Regions from separate parts of the Homo sapiens genome. Here region 2 is linked to region 1. Evidence: chromatin contacts called from ENCODE Hi-C or POLR2A ChIA-PET data. All regions are on one chromosome and are shown on one strand. The core of a region is the stretch at or near the end of the contact, and the rest is flanking DNA. Distances in the headings are between cores, read along the strand shown.

Region 1 (7,659 bases), core at 3,192-5,691:
ACACAAAAAAGAAAGCCCATTACTGGTGTTGTCAAGGATGTGGACTGATTGGGACCCTCTTCCTATGCTGGTAGTGATATAAAATGGTGCAGCAGCCACTTCAGAAAATAGTCTGGCAGTACCCCAAAAAAGTTGAACATAAAGTTTCCCTATGACCCAACAATTCTATTCCAAGATAATTGAAAGTACATGTTCACACAAAAACCTGTACTCAAACATTTATATTTGGACAGCAATATTCACAGTGACCAAAAAATAGAAACAACCCAAATGGCCATCAATTGATGAATGGATGCATAAAATGTGGTATATCCATACAGTGGAATATTACTAAGCCATAAAAAGAATGAAGAACTTAAACATGCCACGTGAATGAACCCCAAAAACATTATAAGTGAAACAAGCTAGACACAAAGGGCCAAATATTATATGATTCCATTTGTATAAAACATCCAAAATAAGCAAATCTATAGTGAAAAAAAAGTAGATTTAGTGGTTTCTAAGAGTTGGGGGTAAGAAATAGGGAGTGACTGTTAATGGGTACAGGGTTTCTATTTGGGGTGACAAAAACGTTCTGGAATTAGATAGTGGTGATAGTTTCATAACTTTGTGAATATACTAAAAACCACTGAATTATACTCTTTAAATGGGGGAATTTAATGGCACGTGACTTTTTATCTCAACAAAACAAAATCCACTGAGCACCTAGTCTGGGCCAAGCATGCTGCTGGTGCTGCAGAGATGTGAGACATGACCTTGGCCTTGGGAAGCTTGTGTCTAGTAAAAGAGACAGAGCAGTGAGACCACAATTAAAACAGTGGGATCAGTGTTGAGGAGAGGGGAGCCTAAGGGATTTGGGGAACCCCAAGGGGCTTGAGGATGGAGGGTCAGGGGAGCCCCTAGAGGCAACAATGCCATGAAGTAAAGCAGAGTCTGAAGGGGATTCGAGTCAGGGCAAGGGTGGGCTAGGGAGCTGTCGGGAAGGACATTCCAGCAACAGGGAACAGTGTGTGCAAAGGCATGGCTTACTAGAGAGCTCCTGGAGTTGGGGGGAGCTCTGAAATGCAGGCCAGGATGAGACAGGCTAGACACAGGTATTGGAAGCAGAAGTTCAAGGTTCTTCCTTCCGGCATGGGAGCTTCCCTTGTAAGCTCAGCAGGAGGACAGCCTTTCCTCCTGTTGGGGACTGTCACCTCCTCTGAGAGTACTCCCCCAGGCTTCCCTGCCCAACCCCGCCCCCACCTGGCCTCTTGGGCCCTCCCGGGAGCCCCTGGGGAACTCCTGCATTGCTCAGTCCTTCCTCCAGGGCCCTGACAGCATCACAGATCATTTCATTGATTTTCCTGCCTCTTCCCCAGGAGCTGTCTTTGCCCTTTAAACAGTTGTTGTCTACAAGAGCTTGGTCTTGGGTGAGAGAGGGCTGCCTTGAGCCTCAGACCGGTGGTGTCCCTAAGATGCTCCTCCCAGAAGCATTTGGAATCAAATGGACCTGAATCTTGGTTCTGCAGCTTTAGCTGTATGATCTTGGGAAAAATTCTTTAATCTTCCTAAGCCTCAATTTTGTCATCTGTAAAATAGGGTTGACACAGCTCACCTCACAGTGTGGTGGTGTGGAATGCATGAGATAACACATTAAAAAGGCCCTGGCAGTCAGCTGGGCATTGTTTCTTGAGCTCCAGCATGTGCCAGGTGCTGGGAGAATAGCAGTAGGCAGAGCCAGCCAGCTCGGTGCTGCTGCTCTGCTAAAGCTACAGCTACGCTCCGGCTCTGGCAAGATAGGAGCGTGCTCAAGCTGAACTGCAGGGCAGGTGCTGCGTACATCCTCTCGCTACTCCTCCCCAAGGCTTGAGGAGGTGGGGACTCTGTGATTATCCACACTTTACAGATAAGCAAACTGAAACCAAAAGTAACCTCTCCAATGCCCACAGATGAATTTAGGTGGCAGGCCTGAGACTTGTCCCTGAGTCTGCCTGACAGTGGCCTCTGCCGTTATTAATAGCTTGCCCCCCACAGCCTCCCACTCAAATTGCTGGAGGAATTACCCTTCCTCCCTTCCTCCAATTCTTCCTTCACCCACCAAGAGCCAGACCCCACCTCTGTTTCAAGAGTGAGCCGCTCAGCTTTGGCCAACCGTCCTAGCATTTCGATGCACTTGGCCTGTCCCCCTGGTTTCCACTCTGTTTTTAAGGAGGCAGCCCCTGTCCCCCAAATGCACCGCCTCCAACAGGCTCTGGGACTCATCTTGCCATCTCTATTGGCAGCAGAGTGGGGAGGGAGAGAGACAGCCAGCTTGTCTGCCATCACTCACCACTGGATCCCCAGGGCCCAGCTTGGAAAACTCACGGACGATGCTCAGAAAACCGGTGTAACTCCTGCAGAACAGCCAGGGGCGTGGGCAGCCGCCCTCTCTGTGCCTCCTGTAATGAAAATGGGTGCTAGAGGCTCTTTTCCTTTGGGAAAGGTGAATTACTGGCACAGCCACACGTCTGAGATAGTATTTCAAAAAGTAAGGAGTCACTTTTTATATTATAAAACTAACATATGCACAGATAGCAAATACAGAGAAGGGTAAAGAAAAGATAACTATTGCCCATAATTCTACCACTTTTTAATATTTTAGTATTTTTTTCTCACATTTTTTCTGTCTTTATTTTACATGTTAGGGGTTATCATTTTTCTACTGATATCATGAACATTATTTCTTATCATAAAGACTCTTTTTTTTTTTTTTTAAGAGATCAGAGTCTCACTGTTGCCTAGGCTGGAGAGTGCAATGGTGCAATCATAGCTCACTGCGGTCTCTTAATTCCTCAGCTCAAGTGATCCTCCCACCTCAGTTAGTAGCTAGGTCTACAGGTGCTTGTCACGATGCCCAGCTAAATAAATCCTTTTTTTTGAAACAGGGTCTCACTTTGTTGCCCAGGCTGGGGTGCAATGGTACAATCACAGCTCACTGCAGCATCGACCTCCTGGTCTCAAGCGATCCTCCCACCCCAGCCTCTCGAGTAGCTGGGACTGCAGGTGTTCACCACCACACTTGGCTAATTTTTGTAATTTTTGTATTTTTTGTACAGACAGGGTTTTGCCATGTTGGCAAGGCTGGTCTCAAACTCCTGGGCTCAAGCAATCCTCCCATCTTAGCCTCCCAAAATGCTAGAATTTACAGGCATGAGCTACCACACCTGGCCAAAAAATTCTTAATACACTTTTTTTTTGGCCACGTAATGGTACACTATAAAGCTGGCCTGGTGTGCCTTTCTCTATGCTGATCACTTGGGTTGTTTCTGGCTCTCGTAGAGAGCGATGCTCCAGACATCTCTGTGCACACAGTGGTCAGGCTCTGCAGAAGTTGCCAGTCGTTGCTACATTCTGCCTTTCAGGGGCACTCTGGTGGGGAAGATAACTTTTCCAAGAGCATCAAAGACCAGATATGTATGAGGTGGGGAGACTCAGAAAGCCCAGATACCACAGCTGGAAAGGCCTCAGAGACCCTTAACTGAGGAAAGGGAGGCCCGGAGGGCTTATGTGGCCTAACCAAAGATGCAGCGCTTCTTAGGGAAGGATACAAGAGGGTGGGCTTAGCTGAAGCTCTTGGCATTTAGAACTTCTTGGATCAGCATCCAGCACCCTCAGAGGCTGTACCTGGGGAGGAGGTACCTCTCTTCCTCCATTTGACCCAATTCTAAACCCCCTGTAGCAGTGACGTCTGTCTTCGTCTCATTCCAGTGCACTTTGTGAATTCTAGAGGGCTTTCCCAGAACCAAGGAAGGCTGCTCTGCCCACAGCAGGCCTTGGGAATTTAACCTCCCTGGGAGCAGCCTCAATGAGTGATGCTCTGGAACTGCTGGGTCAGTAGCCCAGCCCCTGGCCCCTTGGATGGGATCATTTGAAGCCCTGTTTTCTGCACCATTTTTCAAGTTCCCTGGTGGGGCTGAGTCTGGTTGCAAATCGTGAAAGCTGCCCTATAGTACTTTTACCAGCTGCCTCCCTTTCTCTGTCTCACTTCCTCATTCCCCTCCTGATGTCCCCTGCACTTCCCAGATACACTACTTGCCCCTGAATCTTGCCCCTTGAACCATCACACCCTGGGACTACCCCAGGTGCCACTCTGTTTGTTGTTTCTCCGCCTAGAAGGACGGGCACCCAGGAAGCAAAACGGGAGGGCAGGGAAGGGAGGGTGTTCTGGGGAGGCTTGACAAGAAACGAGGCTTTTAAAAGAAACAGCAGCAAAGTGCCAGGCCTGCACCAGCCAGCTTGAGTCACACTCCAGGGACTCAGCAAAGCTTGTCCACCTTCCTGGTCCACCCTGGGCCTGTCCATCCTGGAGTGACCACCGGGCGTTTCCAGTAAAAATCCCTTCACTTCACTTCCGTCATCTCCGAGTCAGGCAAGGTGGTGGAAACCGGGGAAGACCTCAGCTTCGGAGCTGCTGGAATTTGTGTGACTCACGCCCTCCAGTGGTCACTTGACAAATGACATAGGGCTCACGGTCTGGGGACTTGAGCTTGTTAGGGCCTCAGAACCGGGAGGGTCCCAGGAATGCCTCTTCTCAATGCCTTCCTTTGACAGCTGAGTGGAGTGAAGGCCCCACAGGACACGTGACTCGCCACGGGACATGCACACACACAAATAGAGAGTAAGAGCCACGCCCCTGTGTTTCCTTCACGTCCCACCTTTATCATTTGTGTCACATCTGCATGCACCTATACTGTTATTTGCTTAAACATTTTACCTTAAACTGGCTCTCTTTAAACCTTAAATATATTTCTAAAATAAAATTTTTATCACTTTCTGTGAGGCGGGGCACACAGTAGGAACTCCGTCTCCTCCTTCCATGGCCTTGCACAGAGCTGGCACCAGACACTGACATGGAGGGGAGAACATTCAACCCCAGGTAATCCTCAGCTCCTACCTTGATCTCAGTTTCCCACTCTCTCATTGTCACCTCTCCTTGCCCCTGGGTGTACTCACCTGTAGCAAAATGGGTAAGCACACAGTGGGCGCACAAGTGGGGTCCAGTCAAGGTCTCAGACCTGGGTCAGTCCTCAGCTTTGCCACTTACAAACTGAGTGACATTGAGCTGGTCGCTCAAACTTTCTGTGTCTCGGTTTCCTTATTGGTGAATTGGGGATAGTATTATAATAGTACCTGCCACACAACGTTGTTGGAGGATTAACTGAGATAATAAATGGAAAGCCCAGGGCCTGGCTGTATTTATGGAGCAAGCACCAGAGCAAGTGCAAGCTGGGACTCCAGGGTTGTAGCCCTGCCACCACCTGACTGTGTGGTCTTGGACAAGTCATTTGGCTTTGCTTAGCCTCAATTTCCCCATCTATAAAATGGGGCTAGTGATCATTCCCACCCCATAGGACTGTTGTGTGGATTAAATGCTTGGTATGTTTAAGTGCCTTGCTCAGTAAACGTTAGCTCTGATCAATTGTTTTTGTAGAAAAGCCTTCAAAGTTGCTAACTTCCGAGGGCTAACTGGATCTGAACCATCTTCACAGCCTGGCATAGAAACAGATCAAATCAATCCAGTGGAAAATCAATTCCAGGATAATGAGCCCAAGACATTCCCGTGCTGATTGCTGTCAGCATGGTGCCTAGGACAGCCTGGGAAGGCAGGGAGGAGGGCATTTCTCCACAGCAGCCTCGGAACCTCTATCGCCACCCTCCGGGGGGCCCACCTGTCCCCCGCCTGCCCTTCAAGGTGCTCTTTGATTTCTCCCCAGCAGAATTCACCTGCTGCATCCATCATCAGAAGAGGCCAGGAATGCGGCCTGCTGGGTGGGCAGGGCCAAGAAGAAGGCAGCCGTGCAGGCCCAGGAAGCCGTAGGAGACTTGCCAACCTCCAGGAGGGGGCCAGCCCTGGACCCTGCAGACAGGCGCTCTGGGGAGGGTACCAGAAGCTCACTGTTTGTCCCGGCTTGAAGGCTGTTTGCTGTGTGACCTTGGTGAGTCTCCTAACCTCTGTGTATCATCACAATCATTATCACTATTTTTACTCTCCTCCTCTTCCTATTTGCCGGTTAAGAGAGGATTGGGATAGTGGTCATGGTTATACAACATTGTGAATATTCTAAAAACCATTGCATTTTACACTTTAAAATAGTTAATTGGTAATTTTATGTTATGTGAAATTTATTCCAATTAAAAATTAAAAATACATACATGAATTTAATGTTACAAAGGGAGAGAGAGGACCGGGAATTTAAAAGCAGGTGTTTGTGGTGGGACGGGGACCTGTCTGAGGAAGGATACTTCAGAAGGCAAGTCCTGGCATCCACTTGCTCTTTGTCAAAAGGGAAATTGTTACTCTCTGACTCCCAGCAAGGATAATAAATTCTTACTTGGCTGACTTTTTGCTCAATGGCTCAAAGCATTTTCTTGTATCTCGTTTATTTACTTTTATTTTTATCACCTTTTGTCACGAGAAAAGTCAGGCCCAGAGAGAAGTGGCTTTTCCAAGATCACATGGTAGGTCAGCAGTGAAGCTGTGCCTCGAACCTGGGACCTTTCAGGCTAAAGGAAACCAGAACATGCCACGCCCAGATATGCCGATATGGCATCCTGATTATCTCCAGCTGAAGGCATTTGAGAAAGAGCAGCTAGAGAGAGGGCTATCTGAACTGCCCTGTCCTGCCTGCAGCAAGCCATAAACATTCCTTGGAGAAAGATGCTTTCCCAGCATCAAGATGAGAAGATAACTTTTATCAGCTCAGAGATGGCACCAGAGCCATCTACAAATACAAACAAACCTTGCTATCCTACTCCTTAGCTCACTTCCACATGTTTACCTTCTCACAGCTTGCCACCCCTGGAAGCCTACAACTGCATTCGTCTTGTCACCTTTCTCTTCTTTCTTTCTTTCTCTCTTTCCTTTCCTTTCTTTTCCTTTCCTTTCCTTTCCTTTCCTTTCCTTTCCTTTCCTTTCCTTTCCTTTCCTTTCCTTTCCTCCTTTCCCTCTTTTTTTTCCTTTTTTTTCTGAGACAGGCTAGGGTGCAGTGGCGCGACCATAGCTCTCTGCAGCCTCTAACTCCCAGACTCAATTGATCCTCCCACCTGATCCTCCTGAGTAGCTAGGACTACAGTAGCTGGGCATGCCACCATACCCAGCTAATTTATTTTCAATTTTTCTGTAGAGATTGGATCTCACTATGTTGCCCAGGCTGGTCTCGAACTCCTGGCCTCAAGCAATCTGCCCACCTCAGCCTCCCAAATTGCTGGGATTCCAGGCATGAACCACCGTGCCCAGCCATCTTGTCACTTTCTAAAATGCATTGCTCTTCATGGCAGATGCTCCATAAGCCAGAGTTCTAAGCCGCAGCATTGAGTTACTTTCACTGAGGCTTCTCCTGCGTGGTGTGCATCACAGACATTAACAAACTTGCTTTTTTTTCTCTATTATTAATCTGTCTTTTGTTACAGTGTCTTTCCCAACAAATAACTTAAGATGATTGAGGAGAAATTATATTTCCTTCCCAGCTGGCTAATTCCAAATGTGTCCTCAAGCCTGGTGCTTGGACTCAAACCCTGCCACAGGTCAAGAATGCCACACCAAGCAGACGCTGTGTTAGAGGGGCACCTGAGGTGACATGTTTGACAGATCACATAACTGAATAACTGCATTTTCTGAAGGAAAATCAACGAAGTGCTTTG
Region 2 (7,659 bases), core at 1,962-4,461, 560 kb before region 1:
TGTATCTTTCCACCAATCACCAGGTAATTTTTTTCTTTTCGAAAATGGCAAGGAAAACACCCCCAACCCACTCCCTTCACACTTGTGAGAGCTGCATGAGCTGAAAGTGACTCTTCCAAAAACTCTTCTAAGCTTGAGAAGCTGGAGACTTCAGCATGAGACTGGAGTGTGACAGCTTGGTCTGCTCTGGCATCAGAAGGGAGGGAAAGTGAGTCCTTGGAGGTCTTCATACTCCAGGAGAGATCCCAAGAGACATGCAAGAGTGGCAACCAGGCCTCTGTTTGACCCTCTTGCGGCATCTTGGTGCTAAGTGGGGTGAAGGGAGAGAACACACACTCTGCCTGGTCCCCGCCGGGCTCTGCACCCCGGTGTCCTCTTCCCCCACCCATGCCTCCCAGCAGAAAACTGTTTCCCATCAGCAGCTGCAGAATGAGATCATGTCTGGCCTGTTGCAAGAACCAGAATGAAGGATGGAGCAGAAGTTGGATTGGGGCGGCAAGAAGGGAGTAAGCAGCCTCAGGCCAGCACGCCTTACAGCCTGGGGAGGAGGGAAAGGAGAGGTCTCCCTCCCTCTTTTCTGAGCGTTGTGTTTCCCTTCTTCTCTCATTGGGAGAGGGATGGGATGATGGCGAGAGAAGGTGTCATAGACGGGAACCCAAGCCGGTGGGAAGGAGAGCTGTGGGCTTGGGGGGCGGGGGAGAGGGAGAATTGGCAATAGGATGCCATCTCCATCCATAGAGCCAGGGACGGACTCCTGTCCTGTAACTCCATTCCTCACCCCACTAGCCCTGGGAGCAAATCTTAGTTCACTGTGATCCACTGAGCAAGTCACTAAACTTTCCCAAGGCTCAGTTTCCTTATCTGTGAAACAGACAGGCTGACCCCTAACAGAGATGTAGTGCAGGCAGTCAGAGAGGTGAGGGAGGCAAAGGCACGGCGCAAGGCACACGGGAACGCAGGCGCTTAACTGTCCACACCACGCGGCGCTCTCCCAACCCCGGCCTGGCGCGCTCACCGGTTCTCAGCCACCAGGATCTGCTCCAGCAGGCGCGCGGCCTGCACACGCGTCTCCAACTCCGGCGCCTGCAGCAGCCGCAACAGCAGGTCGAGGCCGCCATCGAGGCGGATGGCGTCGCACAGACCCTGGGCTACCTCGCGGCCCACGGCCGGCAGCAGCCAGGCCTCCTCCACCAGTTGGAAGACCTCGGCCAGGCCGGCGCCCACGGCCCGCGCGCCGCCCGCCTGCTTCAGCGCGGACAAGGCCTGCTGCAGCTCCGGCAGCGCGCGCTCCAGGGCGTCCTGCACCTCGGTGCCTGCCCCCGGCGACACTTCGCGGGGCCCGCGGCCACCCGCAGCCCACCATGGGCCCGTGCCACCGCCCCCATCTGGCCCAGGCACCGCCAGCCGCTCGGCGCCCGGCCGTGGGCCCGACATGGCGAAGAAGCGACACAGCTTGTAGGCGGAGAGAAGCAGCGTCAGGACCATGGGCGCGGGGCCGCGGGGGACATCCCCGGCCTGGAGGCGGGGCCACGCGGAGAGACCCGGGTTTTGGGAAAAGAGGGACCCGAGAGGGGTCGGGGAAAGAAGATGGAGGGGGAGGAATGGAGAGAAGGGTACCAGGCAAGGGTGCCGGTCAGAAGTTTGGGGGAGGAGTGTCGGCAGGATCGGGGGAGCGGTTGGCAAAGGTGATGCAGGCCCAGATGCAGGGAGTGGGCGAAAGGAGAGAGCGAGCAGGCGAGGGATGGCTCCGGACGCCGTAGGGTAGAGGAGGCGGCGGCTGGAACAAAGCGTGGCCTGGGCACGGGCTCGGCTGAGCTGGGAGATGCTCGGCAGCAGCCACGCCCCGGAGGAGCAGCGGTCCCCGGCCGACGCCCCGCCTCTGGGTCCCGCGGGGCTCCTCCAGCCTCCTGCAGCCACGCCCCGGAGGAGCAGTGGTCCCCGGGCCGACGCCCCGCCTCTGGGTCCCGCGGGGCTCCTCCAGCCTCCTGCGCAGCCCCACCCCCAAGCCGTCCCCAGCCACGCCCACGCCCCTGGCCAGCCTTCCCTAGCCCCTCAGTCAGTCGCAGCCACCTCCCCCTGCGCTGGACTTGGAGGAAGGGGGTGGAGAATGAGAGGACGCTCTCCGTTCTCCGCCCCGCCTCCCCGCCCCACGTGACATCGGTACGTGGGAGCAACACCGCTGGATGCCCCCTCCCTACTAAATGGTTAAAACAATCATCATAACTCTTAAGGCCCTTTTATGGCTGTTTCTTAGCGAAACCTCACAACATGCCTATGGGGTGGGAATTGATGTTCCATTCCACAGCTGACTCCACTGAAGCCCATGAGGAAGAAATTGGCCCAAATCACAGTCCCCTCTGATTACAGAACAGAAAAAGTCAGCTAAAATCTCAGGATCACTTTTTTCAGGTGATGGGAGGATTTCAGAAGTTCTGTGGACACCTGAAATTGGGCACAAAATCAGGTGTTTCATGCCAGTGGGCATTTTCCAGGTAGAGGGATCATATTTCTCTCGAGAGTCTAAAAGTGTGTTGAACAAGCCCACTCTTTACAGATGGGGAGACTGAGCCTGGGGACAGGGAGTGGCCTGCTCAGAAAAGACTCAGAAATTAAATCCAGTCCAGTGGGTTGATATTTACCCAAATTTCCAGCCTGGGGAGATTGATGCACCCAAGAGAAGAACCCAGAAATGAAACTTTGTTCTTTTATGCTAAAAAATAAAATTCCCCAGAGTGCTTACAATCTCTCCTCCCACTCCCTTTTTCCTGCCCTAAATAAATAATGGCGAATGAGCACCCAGCCAGGGATGTGTCTGATCAAACAATCATGGATCAATAGCTATGTTTGGAGAAGGAATTTGTGGCTGCTCCAGCTACTGGGCATTTTGTCTGGTCCAGTTCATGTAATCTCCCAACACCCCATGAAGCAAGGCTTTGTTAATCCTATTTTACTGAAAATGAACTAAGACTCAGAGAGATAAAGCTGTTGCCCAATGAGCCTTCTTTCTGCCCTCCAGATCCACGGTGCTAATTCCCCTTCCGATGACCTAATGATTCTGAGCTTGGCAAAGGTCTTATCTCCCAGCTCGCCCAGGCCCAGTGTTCCAGGAATGTGACCTTTGCTGCAGCAGCCGCTGGAGGGGGCAGAGGGGATGGGCTGGAGGTTGAGCAAACAGAGCAGCAGAAAAGGCAGTTCCTCTTCTCCAGTGCCCTCCTTCCCTGTCTCTGCCTCTCCCTCCCTTCCTCAGGCATCAGAGCGGAGACTTCAGGGAGACCAGAGCCCAGCTTGCCAGGCACTGAGCTAGAAGCCCTGCCATGGCACCCCTGAGACCCCTTCTCATACTGGCCCTGCTGGCATGGGTTGCTCTGGCTGACCAAGGTACAGGGGAGTGTTGGTGGCCATCTGGGTCAATGTAGGGAGGGCGAGGGTGGTCTGGGCTTGGTGGCACCGACTGACACTCCTTCCTCATAGAGTCATGCAAGGGCCGCTGCACTGAGGGCTTCAACGTGGACAAGAAGTGCCAGTGTGACGAGCTCTGCTCTTACTACCAGAGCTGCTGCACAGACTATACGGCTGAGTGCAAGCCCCAAGGTGTGTTCAGAGCCCAGGTGGGTGGGCTGGGGTGCCCCCTGCTGCTGGAGACTCACTACCATCCACTCTCTGCAGTGACTCGCGGGGATGTGTTCACTATGCCGGAGGATGAGTACACGGTCTATGACGATGGCGAGGAGAAAAACAATGCCACTGTCCATGAACAGGTGGGGGGCCCCTCCCTGACCTCTGACCTCCAGGCCCAGTCCAAAGGGAATCCTGAGCAGACACCTGTTCTGAAACCTGAGGAAGAGGCCCCTGCGCCTGAGGTGGGCGCCTCTAAGCCTGAGGGGATAGACTCAAGGCCTGAGACCCTTCATCCAGGGAGACCTCAGCCCCCAGCAGAGGAGGAGCTGTGCAGTGGGAAGCCCTTCGACGCCTTCACCGACCTCAAGAACGGTTCCCTCTTTGCCTTCCGAGGTGAATCCAGGGCAGGTACTGGGGATGCGGGTCTGCCCCAGGAGCGTCCCTGCTCTCACACCATCTCCTCCACTCTAGGGCAGTACTGCTATGAACTGGACGAAAAGGCAGTGAGGCCTGGGTACCCCAAGCTCATCCGAGATGTCTGGGGCATCGAGGGCCCCATCGATGCCGCCTTCACCCGCATCAACTGTCAGGGGAAGACCTACCTCTTCAAGGTGCCAGGGGCTGTGGGCCAGGGTAGAAAGCATCTAGGGAGGGTTTGAGAGCTATTGCTCCCAGGGACAGGGTGGACAGGGAAGCTGGACCCAGGGCCCTGCAGGACCTGGTGGGAGCTCTGTGAGCACAGGGCAGCCCCAAGACTCCAGGTCCTGGGCAGTGAACCTGGACCTGGGAACGGCTGCCTTAGGGCAAGGGACTCTGCCTCTGTGCCCAGCCAGCGGCCTCCATACCCCTTTTCACTTTCCCCACCTCTTAGGGTAGTCAGTACTGGCGCTTTGAGGATGGTGTCCTGGACCCTGATTACCCCCGAAATATCTCTGACGGCTTCGATGGCATCCCGGACAACGTGGATGCAGCCTTGGCCCTCCCTGCCCATAGCTACAGTGGCCGGGAGCGGGTCTACTTCTTCAAGGGTACTCAGGGGGTGGTGGGAGACTGAGCAGGCAGTGGAGCAGTCTTGGATTCCTTTCACATTTCACTGGGGACAGGCCTCAGCATGTGCCCACCCCTGACCCCCACCTCATGCTGGGAGATCCTAACTTCAACAGCCTCTGGGATCTCCAGTCTTGCCCTGGCCCAGCCCTCCTAATGCCCACCACCCTGCTCCTCAGGGAAACAGTACTGGGAGTACCAGTTCCAGCACCAGCCCAGTCAGGAGGAGTGTGAAGGCAGCTCCCTGTCGGCTGTGTTTGAACACTTTGCCATGATGCAGCGGGACAGCTGGGAGGACATCTTCGAGCTTCTCTTCTGGGGCAGAACCTCTGGTATGGAGAGAGGGCAAGTCTTGCTTCTCCCTCAAAAGGGCTGAAACCCCTTGGTATTGGTAGAGCCAGGCCGGCTGGAGGGGGCTGTGGTTGTGGAGCTATCGATCAAAGTCTGTTTGCTCAGGCCAGACTTTGCTTCTGTTGACCTTTTGGGGAAAGCTCAGCTCTACCTGGACCCCACACCTTGGACTTTGCCTAGCACAGCTGAGAGCACAGCCAGCAGAGGGAGGGGCTGTGGCTGAGGAGTTTAGGGGGCCTGGGGGGGTGGGGTCGAGACACCAGTGATATGGTGGAGGGAAAGCACAGGGGGAAGGGAATTGGACTGAGAGTCAAAGGCCTGGCTCTGCCATTCGCTGCTGTGTGTCTTTGGGCAAGGTGCAGCAGATGAACTCTAATGGCCCCGCTGGAAGGGGCAAGATTCGGACCCCCAAGACCTCTCATTCACCCCTTCCCTGCCACAGCTGGTACCAGACAGCCCCAGTTCATTAGCCGGGACTGGCACGGTGTGCCAGGGCAAGTGGACGCAGCCATGGCTGGCCGCATCTACATCTCAGGCATGGCACCCCGCCCCTCCTTGGCCAAGAAACAAAGGTTTAGGCATCGCAACCGCAAAGGCTACCGTTCACAACGAGGCCACAGCCGTGGCCGCAACCAGAACTCCCGCCGGCCATCCCGCGCCACGTGGCTGTCCTTGTTCTCCAGTGAGGAGAGCAACTTGGGAGCCAACAACTATGATGACTACAGGATGGACTGGCTTGTGCCTGCCACCTGTGAACCCATCCAGAGTGTCTTCTTCTTCTCTGGAGGTAGGAGCCGCTGCCACCCCTGAAGCTGGTCTAGCTTGGGTTTTCCTTGCTGTCCCTGGTGCACAAGGGCTGAACGCAGCCTGCAAGTAGTGACCACAGAAAGCCAGGCCAGAAGTCCTTAGCTGCATCATGGATGTTCACTTTCCCTTCTGGGAGAGACCCTAGACTTCTCAAGGGAAGAGTGGGCAGGGCCAGGCTGGGCCTCACGCATCCTCTGCTTTCCTCTCTTCCAGACAAGTACTACCGAGTCAATCTTCGCACACGGCGAGTGGACACTGTGGACCCTCCCTACCCACGCTCCATCGCTCAGTACTGGCTGGGCTGCCCAGCTCCTGGCCATCTGTAGGAGTCAGAGCCCACATGGCCGGGCCCTCTGTAGCTCCCTCCTCCCATCTCCTTCCCCCAGCCCAATAAAGGTCCCTTAGCCCCGAGTTTAAAATTATTGTTCTGACTGGGGTAGACACATCCCTGTCTGGGTAAAGGAGAGGAAGCTGGACTGTCAGAATGGGTTGGTGAGGGGGACAGAGAAGGGACAGAGAAGGGCCTCGCCGTGTCCAACCCATGTTGGGCTCAGGACCTCTCTGTGCTCAGGACCTCTCTGTGAACCGGTTTGGGGCTGGGGAAGGCCTCCTGAGAGCTACCCTTCCTCTTGAGCTAAGCAGCCCCCAGCAACCCACCAGCAGCTAAGCAGACACTTGAACTCCTCTGATGATGACAAAGTTACCAGGCCAGCCTCCGTGGGTGAGGCTTGCTTTGCCCCTTGGAGTTGACTAGGGTCTTGGAGGAGAGAGAAGGGGCAAGAGTTGGTGGGGTTCTGGCTCAGCTTTTTTGTCCATCCTGATCTGAAATCCTAGTAGCTCTGACTCCTGAGCACTTGGGGAACCAGTCACTGTGCTTCCCCAAACCCACCCCTAGGGTGAGCCTTTCTTGAGGTCTCTGTCTAGGGTCTAGGATGGGGAGCAGCAAGACCAGGAGAGATAGTGAAGGGCAGAAACTGAAAGGAAATTCAAAAGCACACACTTCTTGTGGAAAAGTGGCCCAGGAGCCCAGGAGTTTGAAGCTGCAGTGAGCTATTATTGTACCACTGCACTCCAACCTGGGGAATAGAGTGAGACTCTATCTCTAAAAACAGAACAAAATAAAAAAGGGGGGGAATTTTTGTCTGGGCATGGTGGCTCATGCCTGTAATTCCAGCACTTTGGGAAGCCAAGGTGGGAGGATTGCTGGAATCCCGAAGTTTGAGACCAGCCTAGGCAATATAGCAAGACACCATCTCTACAAAAATAAATAAGTTAGCTGGGCAACTTATGGGTGGTGTGTGCCTGTAGTCCCAGCTATTTAGGAGGCTGAGGTGGGAGGATTGCTTGAGCTTGGGAGGTTGAGGCTGCAGTGAGCAGAAATCACACCACTGTACTCCAGCCTGGGCAACAGAGTGAGAAAAAGAAAATTTAGGCCAGGCACGGTGGTTCATGCCTGTGGTCCCAGCACTTTGGGAAACCAAGGCCCGTGGATCATGAGGTTAGGAGTTCGAGACCAGCCTGGCCAACATGGTGAAACCCCGTCTCTACTAAAAATACAAAAAATTAGCCGGGTGTGGTGGCAGGCGCCTGTAACCCCAGCTACTCCGGAGGAAGAGGCAGGAGGTGGAGTTGCTTGAACTCGGGAGGTGGAGGTTGCAGTGAGCCAAGATCACGCCACTGCACTCCAGCCTGGGTGACAAAGCAAGACTCCATCTTGAAAAAAAAAGAAAAAAGAAAAAAATTTTCAAAATTTAAGAAAAAGTGGCTCAGAATATATCCAAGGAAGAGAATACTGTACACATAAACATCTTTATCATCTTTCTTAGAACCCCTCAA

What was found. Hi-C counts contacts between places; a loop is a spot of excess contacts on that map. ChIA-PET counts read pairs that join two places held with the same protein, here RNA polymerase II (POLR2A). Pooled maps may share reads with other maps.
Region 2: a loop to region 1 is called in a pooled map, with 4 times the contacts of the local background. The contact joins the promoter of VTN here to the enhancer-like site in region 1. A Hi-C loop is called at or near these places in 7 of 50 pooled maps. POLR2A ChIA-PET finds 5 or more read pairs at or near these places in 2 of 52 experiments (OCI-LY7 and activated naive CD4-positive, alpha-beta T cell).

Annotation. Positions count from the first base shown.
Region 1 is chr17:27,802,418-27,810,076 of GRCh38, reverse strand. No RefSeq gene overlaps it. Among named protein-coding and RNA genes, the nearest start is that of NOS2, 5.7 kb to the right of the region's middle. RefSeq lists enhancers at 3,744-3,763, 3,680-3,919, 3,950-4,009, 4,333-4,353, 3,545-4,592 and 3 more, a silencer at 1,181-1,343, cis regulatory regions at 6,051-6,190, 6,849-6,984 and promoters at 1-7,659, 1,260-7,659. Within about 2 kb of position 4,441, at least 13 of the 41 ENCODE cell types and tissues checked have a DNase peak (open chromatin) inside an H3K27ac peak, as active enhancers do; they include OCI-LY7, where a contact is called at or near this core.
Region 2 is chr17:28,365,859-28,373,517 of GRCh38, reverse strand. VTN (vitronectin) reads left to right here and starts at 3,211. Exons shown (of 8, transcript NM_000638.4): 1 at 3,211-3,378; 2 at 3,472-3,591; 3 at 3,667-4,011; 4 at 4,090-4,229; 5 at 4,490-4,646; 6 at 4,845-4,997; 7 at 5,459-5,803; 8 at 6,037-6,234. The coding sequence starts at 3,315. The coding sequence ends at 6,149. It overlaps SARM1 (sterile alpha and TIR motif containing 1), which reads right to left and starts at 1,824. Exons shown (of 9, transcript NM_015077.4): 1 at 1,016-1,824. The coding sequence starts at 1,485. RefSeq lists silencers at 1,272-1,441, 1,762-2,091.